2 separate regions of the Mus musculus genome follow, and region 1 is linked to region 2. A link is a loop called in an ENCODE intact Hi-C map of the cell type or tissue named here. Cell type or tissue: left cerebral cortex. All regions are shown on one strand.

What was found. Peaks named below come from ENCODE experiments on the same cell type or tissue, not always from the same donor. Only the 100,000 strongest peaks of a DNase experiment are listed, where the experiment ranks them.
Region 1: a loop joins it to region 2, with 2.8 times the contacts of the local background. A loop is called at or near these places in 3 of 42 quality-filtered maps.

What each region holds. Positions count from the first base shown.
Region 1 is chr12:83,797,630-83,805,629 of GRCm38, reverse strand. Numb (NUMB endocytic adaptor protein) reads left to right here. Exons shown (of 10, transcript NM_001136075.2): 6 at 1,646-1,850; 7 at 4,324-4,617; 8 at 5,973-6,122. Among named protein-coding and RNA genes, the nearest start is that of Gm46367, 21 kb to the left of the region's middle. In left cerebral cortex, a CTCF peak has its summit at 4,510 (motif pointing right); DNase peaks (open chromatin) are centred at 4,493, 5,984, 6,229 and 7,119; H3K27ac peaks cover 1,631 bases.
Region 2 is chr12:83,709,547-83,717,546 of GRCm38, reverse strand. It overlaps Psen1 (presenilin 1), which reads right to left. Exons shown (of 12, transcript NM_001362271.1): 4 at 4,993-5,243; 5 at 2,642-2,783. Among named protein-coding and RNA genes, the nearest start is that of Psen1, 25 kb to the right of the region's middle. In left cerebral cortex, a CTCF peak has its summit at 3,590 (motif pointing left); DNase peaks (open chromatin) are centred at 567, 1,053 and 3,589; H3K27ac peaks cover 1,052 bases.

The DNA.
Region 1 (8,000 bases), 88 kb before region 2:
TATGTATGTGTGTATGTGTGTGTGTATAGGAGACCTCCAAGCCCCACCTCTACAGTGACACACTTCCTCTAACAAAGCTCCACCTCCTTTCATAAGGTCACACCTCCAATAGTGTTACTTCCCATGGACCAAGCATATTCAAACCACCACAGAAGGCGTGAGGGGAAGGCTGCTCCCGCCAACACTGGAAAAAGGGAAAAGCAAGGCTTTCCTAGTCCCTTTGTTTATTTATTTGTTTTCAAGACAGGGTTTCTGAGTGTGTAGAACTGGCTGTCCTGAACTCAATACCAGGCTGGCCTCTAACTCACAAAGATCTGCCTGCCTCTGCCTCCTGAGTGCTGGGAATAAAGGCGTGCCCACTAGGTTTAGCACTTGAGTCCCGTATAATCTGGAGTTTTAAAGTTTGTAAACCCTCCATCCCTGACTTGTTAGCAATGTAGTCAAGCTCCTGAAATTCCTTCCTCTCCAGTGGCTTCTTAGAATGGGCTGGCAAATATTCCTGTTATTCCCCCTTTAAAAAGCAACTGGAGGGCTGGTGAGATTGCTCAGTGGGTAAGAGCACCCGACTGTTCTTCCGAAGGTCCGGAGTTCAAATCCCAGCAACCACATGGTGGCTCACAGCCATCCCTAACGAGATCTGACTCCCTCTTCTGGAGTGTCTGAAGACAGCTACAGTGTACTTACATATAATCAATAAATAAATCTAAAAAAAAAAAAAAAAAAAAGCAACTGGAGGGCTGGAAAAAATGGCTCAGTAATGAAAAGCACATATTGCTTTTAGAGAGAACCTCCTCCTAATCCTGACCCTGAGTTCTGTCCCCAGCACCCAAGTCAAATGTAGCCAGTCGTTTACTAGTTTGTGGATTCTTTCTTCTTCCACCCTTCTCTACCCTTTTTCTACCCTTTCAGTCCCCTAACAGTAGATAGGAGAGAGAAAAGGATAGAGGGGAAAGGGGGCAATGTTATCCATAGACTACTTCCTGCTGATTAGGGGTGTCAAGTTCCTTGGGTAAGATTGATCTCTGCCATTATGATACCTAATTTATTCTTTCTTCTTTGCACGCAGCTGCTTAACAAACCACAGCCAACAGCAACTAACCAACAGTCCACCTCTCAGGGTTCTAGCATTTATGTACCCTCTGAAAACTTCCCAGAATTCCAAGTGTCACAAAATTACAGAAACTGTCTGCAGCTGGCAAAATCACCCTCCTGCTCGAGCATGAGGCAAATCATAGTCATCTGCTATGGACAATTTGAGGCAGGCCCAGATCCCACACCTGGGATAAAAGAAAAGCACATTCCTGTTTCTTGTGTTTTTAAAAAAGAAAACAACATTCTCACTTCAGTCAAGCATCTCACAACCTCCTGAAACTTCAGCTCCAGGGTGATCCAACACCTCTGGCCTTTGAGGTGTTCACTCAAAGTTATCTGTATTCACGTGCACAAGAAAACAAGCGCGCACGCGCGTGTACACACACACACACACACAGAGAATTAAAAATTAAAGGGAAATTGGAGACTTAGATATAAAGACAGTTTGTCTGGCATGTTAACTTTAAACTGTAATTTACAGCAGCTGTGTTTGTATGTAGTTATTTGTGCTGTAACTCTCTCTCATAGAGCTTTCAAAACCTGCTCTCTACAGGGGGAAAGACTGAGCCACGCCGTGGGCTGTGCTTTTGCAGCCTGTTTAGAGCGTAAACAGAAGCGGGAGAAGGAGTGTGGCGTCACTGCTACTTTTGATGCCAGTAGAACCACTTTCACAAGAGAAGGATCATTCCGTGTCACAACTGCCACTGAGCAAGCCGAAAGAGAGGAGATCATGAAACAGTTGCAAGATGCCAAGAAAGGTACAGTGTGTTCTACTGTAATGTGTTTATTTAATTCAGGTTTTCTCAACAGGTTTATAGACATGTGTCTTACAGACTGAAGGAACCCTTGGATTGCAGGTGAAGCTCAGTGACAGAGCATTCCCACATGTTCAAGGTCCTGGCTTCTATTTTTAGCATTCCCAATCCCTGCCCACACCATGCACTCAAAGACATATTCCTTAGCAATACATGAAGACCTTAACGACAAAACTAAAAATCTTACAAAAGTGCCTTCTTTAGACTGGCTTAAAAACCGTTTATGCTGTTCATTATAGTACGTCCTAAGGAAGGTGAGAGAGAAGTTGAAGAAGTGCAGAGAAACATCCCTTGTTCCCTGCCCATTCCTGTCCCTGGAACAGATTTAATTCTGATGCACTCTCTCTCTCTCTGTGAGACATAAATACCATCAAAGACTTAAGACCTGGGGAGAAAGCATAGCCCTGGGGTTTAGGGATACAAAGGGCACACTAGTTATGATGTGGTCGAGAGTTAATGGTGATACTGTGCCTGTTACAGGACTGGTATAATAATCCTGAGTCACAAAAGTGGCTTTGGGGTTTTTGCATGTGTCTTTGTGTGTGTGATATGAGTGTTGGTGTTTTTACATTTGTATGAAGGTTCATATATGTGTGTGAGAGTGTGCAGAAGCCAAAGCCAAAACCACAAGTCATCTTCACTAGCACTCTATTCTTTTTTTATATAACTTTTTAAATTTTGTTTGTTTGTTTGTTTTTGTTTTTGTTTTTGTTTTTCAAGACAGGGTTTCTCTGTGTAGCCCTGGCTGTCCTGGAACTCGCTCTGTAGACCAGGCTGACCTCAAACTCAGAAATCCACCTGCCTCTGCCTCCCAAGTGTTGGGATTAAAGGCGTGCGCCACCACTGCCCAGCAACTTTTTAAATTTAAATTTTTGTGTTATGGGAGTTTTGCCTGCATGTATGTGTGTGTGTGCCACATGTGTACCTCGTACCTTTAGAGGCCAGAAAAAAGTGGTAGACTCTGGAACTGGAGGTACAGGTGGTTGTAATCCACTGTGTAGGTACTTAGAATTGAACCCAGGTCCCCTGGAAGAGCAGCCAGTGTTCTTAATCACTGAGCCATCTCTCCAGCTCCTCCACCTTATTCATAAGACAGAGTCTCTCAGTTCAACCCAGAGCTCACTGATTTGGATAGTCTAACCTGGCTAGCTTGCTTTAAGGATCCCCCCTGTCCCTTCTTTAGTGTTGGATCCCAAGTGAACTACCATGCCCAGGAGGCATTCTCTTGAGTCCTGAGGATCCAAGCTCCAGGCCTCAGACTTGGCAGAGAAAGCACTTCCCTTGCTTAGCTATCTCCTCAGCCTGTGAACCACAAGTTTTTTCTTAGATTTATAGTACCAGATATGACCCTCCTCCTTTGGAAAGGGCCCCAAATCCAATTAGAAAGTAGTTGGTTACCCTCACAATAGATTTTGCATTGTTTAACCAGTGGGCACATCTTGCCTAACCAGCCACTATTTCTGCTTGTAGGGTCCACACCTAGGTAACACTCTATGACAGTTTCCCCAGAAGCCTACATAGCATCTTGTGCTTTAAAGACTAGACAGTAGGAAGAAAGCCTCCAGCATAATTCTAACTTGATCTCTGGACCTATGCCAGATCATGTGTGTTTGGCAATAGGATTTTGCCATCCAGATAGCTCATCATTCTTTTTTTTGTTTTTTTGTTTTTTTTGTTTTGTTTTGTTTTGTTTTTTCGAGACAGGGTTTTTCTATGTAGCCCTGGCTGTCCTGGAACTCACTTTGTAGACCAGGCTGGCCTCGAACTCAGAAATTTACCTGCCTCTGCCTCCCGATTGCTGGGATTAAAGGCGTGCACCACCACGCCAGGCTATCATTCTTTTTTTTAGATTAATTTTCATTTTAAATTTGTATACATTAGGGGAGGTATGTGATATGTAAGTACAGGTACCTATGGACTTTGTGCAAGGACTCCATTGGAGCTGGGTTGTGTCTGAAGATTATTTACACTGGACAGTGGTGGAGCACTTGGAAGGCAGAGGCGGGCAGATTATAAATTCAAGGCCAGCCTGGTCTATAGAGTAAGTTCTAGGACAGCCAGGGCTAAACAGAACTGTGTCTTGAATCCCCCCACCCCTCAAAAAAAATGTATTTATTTGTTTTATGGGTATTTTGTCTGTTTGTATGTCTGCATACTAGAAGAGGGAATTGGGATCCCATGGTAGTAGTTACTGTTTGCTGTGAGCATTTATGTAGATGCTTGGAATTCTGTCTTAATAGAGTATAAAGCAACCAGGGTATTGTTAAACCGTCATCTGTCAGAATGTATTAGATTTGAATATGGGAAAGTGCATGAGTTAAAGAATGAGAAGGCTTCTGAGCTCTCAGCTCTGTGAACTCAGGATATTTGAAGGTCACTAATGAGGTCTAAGGTCTTTTACTTTGGTTTTCTTGAGCTGAGACAGACAAGACAGTTGTTGGTCCATCAGTGGCTCCTGGCAACACTGCTCCATCCCCATCCTCTCCCACCTCTCCCACTCCGGATGGCACTGCATCTTCAGAGATGAACAATCCCCATGCTATCCCACGCCGGCATGCACCAATTGAACAGCTTGCTCGTCAAGGCTCTTTCCGGGGATTTCCTGCTCTTAGCCAGAAGATGTCACCCTTTAAACGCCAGCTGTCCCTACGCATCAATGAGTTGCCTTCCACTATGCAGAGGAAGACCGATTTCCCAATAAAAAACACAGGTACTGTGCTCTAGCTCCGTCAGAAGCAACACAAATCCCTTTAAGTTAGTCATGCCTGTCTCTCTGAAACTATTATAGTGCGTGTCATTTCATATGAGCACAAACTAGGGTCATGAGTAGTTAATTTCTCTTCCATCAGTAGTGACAGTGGAATTTCTAGCCTGAACTACAAGGTCCGTGGTTTGTCCTGACACGGGTGTACTCTCTCTCAGCTAGCCTATTTCTTTACATAAAAAGTTCCAAATTTCCATTCTTTCTGTGCTCATAGGACCCCAGAGAATTAAATAGGCTTTAGAAACATTTACAGGTTAATAGCAGCACTGTCAAAGGAACAGAAGAAATGGGTAAGTGTCCCTTGTATATGTGAGAGGTTGGCTTCCTGGGGAAGAAACTCTAAATGGCTCTTATACAAATCTAAGGTCTAATGTTCATCAGGAGCAGGTGGCCGCTCATTTATTCATGGCTGCTGTGTATCCTCAGTTCAGCTGAGCCAATCTGTAAGCTCTATCCTTATCATACGCGCTACAGCTAAAATGTTAGATCTGGTTGGTGCTTTTACTGGCCCTATCTATTACCCTTCCCTCTGAGACGAGACATGCTGTCTCCATAACTGACCAGGAGGAAGCTCTGGCTCAGTAGACACTCCTGACAACACTGTACAAGCGCAGAGAAGACAGGCCTGTGCGCAGTAGAACTCGGCTTAGAGAACAGTTGGAGTTAGGTGATGATGGCAAGGCTCTCAGCTCTCAGCACCCTCAAAACAACTGTAGGTGCTTCAAGTACCTCGTTGCAGTCTCCCTCTGGGGCAGATGCAGCACAGAATCTTTCTCTCTTCACAGATGAGCAAAGGTTCAGTACACATAAACTGTTTGCTCAGAAATGAGGAAATGTTCTCAGAGCCCTGTCCTGCCTCCTCCATCCCCTCTCCCCCCAGAATCTCAAAGTCTTTAGCATCCTACATTTCAGCTCTAGAATTGATTGGGTTGTAGCTTCTGGGAACTGGTTGAAAGTTAAAATAGGTTGCAGAGATCTTCCAGAAAGACCCAGCTATACAAAAAAGCCTCACATTAAAAAAAAAAAAAAAAAACCACCAAATTCCCAACAAAGTCTCAAAGAGAGATAGATTAGGGATTTGCAGAGAAAGATGATCTTAGTGCATGAGTTACTGATGTTTTCTACTTTCCTGTCTGAAAGTTGAGGTATTAATTTACTGAAGCTGATTGTGTAGCCTGACAGTTGAGACTTGTCCTTCGGCAAGGGAAAGAGCTAAAGTGAGAACTGGCAGCCCACACTGTACCGTCATATTTCAGGACTCCTCTCTTTCCTGTCTGGAACCATTTCCTTTTGCCTTGCAGTGCCCGAGGTGGAAGGAGAGGCCGAGAGCATCAGCTCCTTGTGTTCCCAGATCACCAGTGCCTTCAGCACGCCCTCTGAGGACCCCTTCTCCTCCGCCCCAATGACCAAACCAGTGACATTGGTGGCACCACAGTCTCCTGTGTTACAAGGTAGGTGACCTCTGACCTCAGTTTTTCTCTTTAAAACTAATCCTGTGAGCATGCTTCTCCTGAACTGAAGTTGGCATCCTGAGCTTGCCAGCATCCCTCGTTTCCCTGTCAGTCACATCTTTGGGCTTTTGTTCTCTTGTCTAAGCTGTCCGCTTTTCATCATTTGGCATGAATTCATCTGTCTACGCATCCGAGAAAGTCTCTGTAGCCTCCACTCACTGCTTTATTTGCCTCTTGACCTACGGAACAGAACAGCTGTCAAGATTGGTTTAAGCTCTGTGATTCTCCACCAAGGACAATTTGGCCACCTCAGGGAAGATTTGGTATTCATTGTATGGAGACATTTTGGGATTATTATAGCATTCGAAGTACTGCCAAAAATCCTTCAACATGCAAGACAGCACCTACAACAAATTACCATCCATCCCAAAATGCCAGTGGTGTTAACATTGAGACCTAGACCTACCTTCTCTCTACTGAGATTCATAAAGTAGAAGCCTCTCTTCTGGCTCACTGGTTCATTCTGTGGTCTCTAAATTGGCTTTTGTGACAATAGAGTTACTTCAGGGTTGGAGTTGGTGCCATTCCCCCTAACCCCCAGTATGCTAAATTAAATTCCCAGCTCACAGGTCAGTGAATCAGTGGCTCTGACAATTGCCCATTCCCATGTCTTTTGAGAACTTTTCAAGTAGAAAGGGCTGCACTACAGGACAGTGCTGTTACCCCTGGAAGAAGCTGCCATAACTCTTTGTTTTGCTTCTGGGTCTCAATCTTTTGACATACTTATAGTCATGTGTCCTTTGTATCATCGCACAGCTTTCCTTCTCATCTAACAGACATTTGTAGTACTAGAAAAAGTAAACTTGATAAACAGTGCCTGACACACTGGGAAATGCTCACATGTTGTCTTATTTAATCTTCAAATAGTTCTTTAAGGTAACCATTACAAAGAAGACTGAGGCTCGGATAGGCTGAGTGAATTGTGCAAGCTGTGCAGCTGGGATTTAAATTCAGATCTTCCTGCCCCACTTACATCCCACTGCCGTCTGCTTGTAGGGCACTGGTTATAGAACCTGAACGGAGCGATGTCCTTTGTCTTTAGGGGGCTTCCAGTCTCTAGCTGTTGTAGTTTTGTTGTTGTTTCATAGCCCCAGGTAAACAATACCAATACCCTGACCCAGTGTGGTTGTCCAGTGCTAAAGGGACATCATCCATGCTAAACATGATGGAAAGCTGGAATATAGACTAGAGACTGATAAAGGAAGAGGCCTGAGGAGATGAGGAGAGGAAGCCCAGCTCTCTGGATATTATGAATATTACATGGGGAAAAGACAGAGATAGCAGCAAATGGCAAATGTATTAAAGTAAATGGAAACACATATCATATGATTTTTTTTTTTTACTAGTTGTATAGGCAAACTGTAGACCCTTCATTCATGGCCTCCATTTCTGAAGTTTCAATTGCCTGTGGTTAATTACTATCTCAAAACATTAAATAGAAAATTCCAGAAACAAAAAATTCATGTTTTAAATAAGTTTATTATAATATGTTCTTACAGTAATTATTAGCCTCTCGGTGTACCAAGCTTATAAATTAAGCTTTATCCTAGGTTTGAATGCATAGGTAAAAACACAGTATTATACCGGGAGCTATCTGGCTTTAGGCATCTGTAGAACACATTGGAACTCCTTCCCTAATCCCAGATTTATGAGACTTTAGAAAGAGTTGAATTTGGTGTATATAAAATAGTGTTATCTTGATGCTGAGAACATACTAAGAAATTATTATACTTAACCCATTGTTATTGTTGGCCTGATTTGATCTTTTAGAAAAGTGTAGAACAAGATGCTTTATCTACTTAATTTTAAGCCAAAGCC
Region 2 (8,000 bases):
AGGCAGGCAGATTTCTGAGTTCGAGGCCAGCCTGGTCTACAGAGTGAGTTCGAGGACAGCCAGGGCTACACAGAGAAACCCTGTCTCAAAAAAGAAAAAAAGAAAAGAAAAAAGTCTGTCCTTTGCCTCACTGGCTCGCTCGTCAGACCCCGGCTCAGTTGTTTTTACTTTGCTACTGAGTGCTACGCTCATCTTTTCTGGCGAGCAGATGTGTGCTGCAGGAAAAGTCTGTCACACAACATGGAAGGAGAGAAATGACTCCTGCAAACTCACCTCTGACTTCTACATATGAAGCATGGAACATACATGTCCACATGACATACACTATATAAACTTAATTTTAAAAAAATTTAAGGTTAGATCTGAGGGTACAAAATTAATCCAGAGAGTAAGTGATTTTGTTTCAAAGGTTTTTTTTTTTCCTTATGTGTATGCATGGTTTCCCTGTGCATGTGTGTATATGTATGCAGTAAGTGCCATTTGTGCCTGCCACCCCAGGAGCCAAAAGAGGTTGTTGTTGGATCCCCTGGAAACAGAGTGAGGAACGAATATGAGCCAAGACGTGGGAGTAGGAAACTAAATTCATCGGTTTCATGTCCTCTGCAAGAGCAGCCAGTGCTCCTACGGATAAACCATTTCTCCAGCCCTAATCAGGGCTCTCTGAGAAACAAAGGAGGGGAAAGCCTCCAGAGTCTGGGACTGGGTTGTGAGCCTGAGGGGAACTGCAGAGGAGGAAAGGAACCAAGGTCAGAACGCACACTAACAAGCCAATGGCGAGAGGATCCAGAAAAACCAAGTTTGCAAAGGCAGCGGATAGAACTAGGGAAGTATTGCCAAGCAGATAAACAGATTCCATGGGGGCGCCAAGGACCATGGCCTTTAGGAAAGAAGGACTAGGTTTGAGAGGAATTTTACATAATGCCTGTCAGTCAATCAAGGCCAAATTCTGAACGCGAATTCCCAAACTGATTCATTAGTCTCTGACCCACAGCAACTGTGACCCTGCCCCCACGCCTCATCTGGACAGCTGGGAAAGTAGGAGGTGTGCGCATGCACTGCTCGTGAGATGCCAAATGAAACACGGAGTACGCACATAGTCCATACAGTTGGCTTATTGTCATCAACAGATCAGTGCAGGAAAAACTGAAAACAGAGGCAAGGAGAGGTAGTTTACAGATGGTGGCCTCTTTCTCCATATGGAATGTAAAAGTACACAGAAACTAAGTAACTTCCCAAGATTACTAGGAAAAAAAACTCTCAGGAAATTCAATGCTGAGTCCACACCTCTGTATGTAGTACACAGGCAACTTTGAAAAATGAAAGGCAGGAAATCTGGAAGTGGGGGAGAATAAACGTGGAAGAAGGCAGAATTCTACCCCCAATAAAATCGTAAAAGGAGGCAAAAGAACAAGCCTGGTCCCTAATCAGCTGAGGTCCAGGATGTGTCCACTAAGGCCAAGAAAGGGACCAGGAGGTAAAGACTGGCAAGCAGACAGACACAGGTGCAGTGAGACGTGCGGAGAAAACCGCTGCACAACACGCTATTTGTCAGGTGGTGGCGGCGCAGATCTTTAATCTCAACGCTGGGGAGGCAGAGGCAGGTGAATCTTTTGAGTTTGAGACCAGCCTGGTCTACAGAGTGAGTTTGAGGCCAGCCAGGGCTACACAGAGAAACCCTGTCTCAAAAAACAAAACAAAACAAAACAAAACAAACCCCAAAGAAAAATCTAGGAGAAAATAATGTAGACAGAGAGTAAACTTCAATACGGAGAGTTAACATTTACTGTTCCTACTACTGAGGACGACCTGAAGATTCCATGACCAGTATTGATTTGTTGATTTTCTGAGGTTTGAGTATGAAGCATGTGCTGGGTGGCTGAGGTCCAGGACGCAGTTGCTTACTGAGGGAGGGAGGGAGGGAGGGAGGGAGGGGAGGAGGAGGGGGAAGGAGGGGGGAGAAGAGAGGGAGAAGAGAGGGGAGGAGAGGGAGAGAGGGGGACAGGCTGGGAGGCTGGGCCTGCATCTCTGCTGCAACTTCTCCCTGTGCCCATTGACCAAGGTAAGAAGCAGGGCTGCTCTGAGAGACTAAGCAAATGATGCTGGTTCTCAAGTGAGGGGCCAGTCACTACTGCGTTCAGTAGCAGCATCTGAAGGTGGCTTATGGGGCACTTAAATTCTATAGCACTATTTGTTAAGGACAATATATACAAAAGTCTTTGGAATGCCATAGGCACACTATAAATCAAAATACTGAAAACATGTGACCTTACATGAAAACACCTGTTTTCCATGTATGTCTTCTGGTACTTTCAACATGCTTCAGAATAAAAGGAAAAATAACTTAGATCCAAAATATAAGACACTTCCTCTTTGCTAGACCAAGTCAAGACAAGGAGGCTGTGAAGGGGCTCAGAACGTGACGCTTACAAGCTTGGAGATTTGATATCCAAAACCCAAGCAAAGATGGAAGGAAAAGATGCATTCCACAAAGTGGTCCTACCAACTGCACACGCACACTCTGACATGCACAGGCCTGCATACACATCTCCCCCGCCCCCAACTCTCCCACCCTTCCCCTCCCACACACACAAGGACAACCCATAGGCAGGTCAAGGCGGACAGCAGACTGCCTCGTGCTCACCTTGTAGCACCTGTATTTATACAGGACCACCAGGAGGATGGTCATAATGACAATGACACTGATCATGATGGCCGCATTCAGGATCGAGTGCAGGGCTCTTTGGCCTACAGTCTCAGTGTCTTCTGTGAATGGGGTGTAGATTCTACAGAGGGAAACAAAACACCAGAGTGTTAATGCATATGTCAAACAGCACACTCTTAAAACTGTAATTCACTGTGAGGTCTGCGGTTTAATGAGTCTTTTAGAAGGTGCCTTTTGCAGGTCATCAGTCAACCAAGGATATTTTTATTTGGTTGGTTAGTTTTTGACACAGAATCTAATAAGAAACCCCAAGCTAGCTTGGAACTCACCATGTAGCCCAGGCTGTACTTGAACACGTGATCTTCCTGCCTTTGAATTCCAAGTGTGGAGATTGTGGTCTGTACCACCCTAGCTCTAGGTAATATTTTTTTTTAAATGGTTTTAGAGCTTTGTTGTAGAAATGCAGGGGAAAGAGAGAAGGTAGAAAGAGAGAGAGAGGCCGGCCATGGCCATGTGGAGAGAGAGGGGAAGGGAGAGAGAGAAGGAGGGCTAGAGAGTAAGAAAGGTGAGGGCTAAAGAGAGGGAGGAGGGGTGAAGCAGCACTCAAATAATATTTTTAAATGTAGGCATATATTTTTATTTTAAATTGTGTGTGTGTGCATTGCGTGAATGTGGGCAGATGTTCATGAAGGGCAGAGGCACCCAATCCCTGAAGCTGGTTATGAGCTCTCTGACGTGGGTGTTATGGACCCCTCAGTACATCCACAAGAGTGGTGCACCCTCTTAACTGCTAAACCATTTCTCCAACCCTGTACCCAATAGTTTTTAGCTTAAGAAAAATAGCTATCCTCTAAAATAACGTCTTCTGAGTAAGAGGAAATAGACTATGAAGAGATGAACTCACAGGTAGGCACTGGCTCCATCTAGTGGATGCTTTGTTCTGAAATAATGATCTCACCCAAGGTTTTCTCCATAGCTTAATAGACTCTGTTAAATAACCAGATGCTGCCACAGTAACTACTAAGGCTGGACAACAGTTATTAGAGAGAGGTCACAGGGTTTAAGCAATGGTTTTTTATCTCTAGGGTGACCATTATTGGAGTTGTCTTCTCGTATTTCATTTACATAAAAATACCTTTTTTAAAAATATTTATTTTATTTATATGAGTACACTGTAGCTGTCTTCAGACACACCAGAAGAGTGCATCAGATCCCATTACAGAAGGATGTGAGCCACCATGTGGTTGCTGGGAATTGAACTCAGGACCTCTAGAGGAGCAGTCAGTGCTCTTAACTGCTGAGCCATCTCGACAGCCCCACATAAAAATGCCTTAATTCCAAGTGCCAAGGCTTCCAGCACAATGACCTTACTTCTGCCCTTACAGCAGGTGTGGCCATGAGACTGCATAGTGACCAAGGAACTCTGAACAAGCTATAGAGGTAGTTCCTGCAGGGAGTGCTCTCGGCTACATGATGCCTATGTCCCCTTCTCAACTCCCTCCTGCTGTCAAATGAAAACTGAGGCTCTAGTCTGGACCCTAAGGAAATCTAGGACCTAAGCTGAAGAGAGGAGCACACATGCTTTGTGAATAAAAGACCCGGATACCAATCTGGACTGCCTACCCCTGCACTGCTCTGTGGGAGAAAGAGGAATGTCATTTGAGTTTCTATAACAGTCTCGTAAAACAGGGTATGGTGGCACACACCTGTAATCCTCACACTCAGGAGGCTGAGGCAGGATCAGAAAGTTGAGACTAGCCAAGACTACACAGTGGATTCCAGACTAGCCTGAGAAACAGTGAAAACAGGCTGTTATGAGAAATACTAGGATCTACTCCCAGTAGATGAAGGCAGTTGTCTTTAAAGACTTAACACACAAGCCAAGATAGGGACCATAGGAATGTGGTTGCTTTGCTGTGTCGCTCAGCCTGGCCTGGAATCTGCATCAGCACAAGATGGACTTGAGTTCCTGACTGACCCGTCTCACTGCCAAGTGATTAGGCATATGCCATCATGCTTGTGTCTCAATCACCACATGGTGGTCCCCCAAAGCCATGGTTCCTAAACCTCTAAACTTCCATGAGCCATTTGCTAAGTGCTAGGATTTCAGGCCCTGCTACCATGTCTGCTGGCTCACAAGTAAGAATTCAAAAGGTTAGAACTAAAACAACAACAACAACAAAACCAAGACATCACATCATCACTGCCATCATCCCCACTGCCTCTGGCCATCAGGAAAGATGGAAGATGGTCCACAGATCTTTGAGAGGATAACAACAAGCTACGAGGAAAAGCCACACCAGCCCAGAGAACGAAGCACTTATACATACAGCTGACCGTCCTTCCGGGTATAGAAGCTGACTGATTTGATGGTGGCCACGACGACGACCATGCAGAGGGTCACGGGGACAAAGAGCATGATGACATGCTTGGCTCCATATTTCAATGTCAGCTCTTCGTCTTCCTCCTCATCTTGTTCCACCACCTGTCTTGAGTTACTCTGGGGCCGCCCATTAGATATTGGCTCAGGGTTGTCAAGTCTCTGCCTGTCATGCTGCTGCTGCCGTTCTTGGCTGTCATTCTAAAGAACGAGAAATGCATTCAGTAAGCCGGACTCTCAGCACAAGGCATCCTGGAAGACATACACCTGGGATGTGTGGTAACGGCTCCACCAGGACTCCTTACAGACAGTGCTAATGTCTGGATTATTATTTACTGCTGTCCCCGAGGAAGCCAGGCCCTCCCTCCCGCTTACCTGGGTCCTGGCTCACTTCACCCCTCCTTCTATTCTCCTCCTCAGGCAACCATTCCCCCCTTTGGAGGCTTGGCTTAAATACTATATACTTGTACCAACACTTCTTCTTTATGATTTCTTTATTTTGTGTATAGGTGTTTTTCCTCCATACATTTCTATGCACCACACATACACCTATGTCTACAGAGGCCAGAAGAGGGCATCAGATGATCCCCTGGAACTGGAGTTAAAGATGGTTGTAAGCTGCCATGTAGGAATTGGGAATTGAACTTGGGTCCTCTGGAAGAGCAAGTGCTCTTAACCACCACAGAGCCAACTTTCCGCCTCCAAATGTTCTTCATGCAGCTACAAACTTAGTAATCTCATCTTTTCAAATTCATGAAGTACTCCCTACCTGATTTTAGTATTGTTGTTGTTATTTTAATTTTCCCAGACAAGGTTTCTCATGTATTCCAAGCTGTCCTGGCTATAGTCTCATTCTGTAGACCAGGCTGGCCTCGAACTCCAAGATCTACCTGCCTCTGCCTCCCGAGTGCTGGGACTCATTATTAATAGTACTTTAAAAAGCATATAGTGGTGTTCAAGATATCTCTCCATATTCTTTCTCACAACACCATGTAAGACTACAATTATGGGGCTGGAGAGATGGCTCAGTGGTTAAGAGCACTGACTGCTCTCCTGAGCTCAGTTCCCAGCAACCACATGGTTGCTCACAACCATCTGTAATGGGATCTGATGCCCTCTTCTGATGTGTCTGAAGACAGCTACATGGTATTCATATGCATAAAATAAATAAATTGTTTTAAGACTACAATCACTTTTTAAAATTGCTTAGTTAAAAAAAAAAAAAATCTCCCAGCCAGGCATGGTAGCCACATCTTTAATCCTGACATTTGGGAGTTTAATGTCAGCCTGTTTGTAGTGAGTTCCAGGCCAGCCAGAACTACCCAGAGGGACCCTAACTCCAAACCAAACCAAACAAGCACTCTCCTCAACAGCACGCAGGCCTTCAATAACTCCCACGTTCCCGGTCCTCATCTTCCCGCCCTCACTAAGCCTGAGAAAGAACGTAAATGCTAGATGGATGGACTGAATGAATTTATAATCTTTTTTAAAATCCCACTTTCCTTGGATAAACCCAGGTCTCATCCTGTTATAGTCATTCTTTTAAAAAACAAAAAAACCCTTTTTATTGACTCTTTATGAGTTTCAGATTATGCACCCCAGTCCCACTCATGTCTGTCTTTCCGTATTTGCCCTCCAATCTCGCAAACTCCCCTGCAAAAGAAAATAAAACAAAGACTCTCCCAGGGACGCTGTGGAGTGTCCCACAGTATATATACCCCTTTGCCCCAACAGCTTCACTTGCAAATGTTCATTGCACGAGTCTTTGGTCTGGCTCGAGGCCTCTGGCTTCTGCTACACTATCAACACTGGACGCTCACTGGGAGTCCTCTTAAACATCCTGTTGTCGCCCTGTGTCATGAAGTCCTGCAGCTTTGGCTTTGCAGGGCTGACCCCGTCACGTGTTTCAGCAGCTCACACAGGAGCTGTTATGCTCATTTTTGCTGTGCTTAGCTTCCTGTCCCCGTGCTAAAAACTGACCCCAGAGCTCCATACATGCTCAGCAAGAGCTTTTCCATTACCAAACTAGGTCTCAATTCCCGGCTTTACTGTGTTTTTAAGTGTATGTGTGGGTGGTGGTGGTGGTGGTGGTGGTGGTGGTGGTGGTGGTGGTGTGTGTGTGTGTGTGTGTGTGTGTACAGATACTTGGGTACATATGATGATATGTGAAGGCATGTGACCTTATCCAATGATCCATCTCATTGGCCCCTGGCTTTTTCTCATTTTTTAAATTTATTTTGGTATTTTTAAATTCATTTGTTAAAACAAATTTTTCCAATGGTAAAATGAATAAAAAGAACAGTAACAGAGCTGGTGAGACGGCTCAGAGGGCAAAGGGACTTGTTGGCAAACCTAACAATCAATTCCCTGAAACCACATGATGGAAGGAAAGCCAACTTCCAGTGTTAATAGTTACTGTTGGTAAACAGTACCTGATTAAGCTAAGTTCTTTCAGGAAGGTGATTGAAAACACAACCTGCCTTCAAATCAATCTCTCTCTCTCTTATTTTTTTTGTTTTTGTTTTGTTTTTCGAGACAGGGTTTCTCTGTATAGCCCTGGCTGTCCTAGAACTCACTCTGTAGACCAGGCTGGCCTCAAACTCAGAAATTCACCTGCCTTTGCCTCCCAAGTGTTGGGATTAAAGGCGTGTGCCACCACTGCCCAGCTTTCAACTACAGAGTGTGACTATTACTGTGGAGTCTTACCGCCACTCATTAGCAGCACACTCCATGGGCACATGGCTCAGCAAATAACGGTGCCTGCCACCCATCGGTCCAAGTCTGACAACCCCAGCTTCATCTCTGAAACCCATATAAAGGTGGGAGGAGAAAGACTCCACAACGCTGTCCTCGGACCTCCAGACACATGAGCGCGTGCGCACACACGCACACAATACTAATACACTCCACATTCAGTAACAGCATAAAATTATTTCTATAAAACAGGGACTATGACAT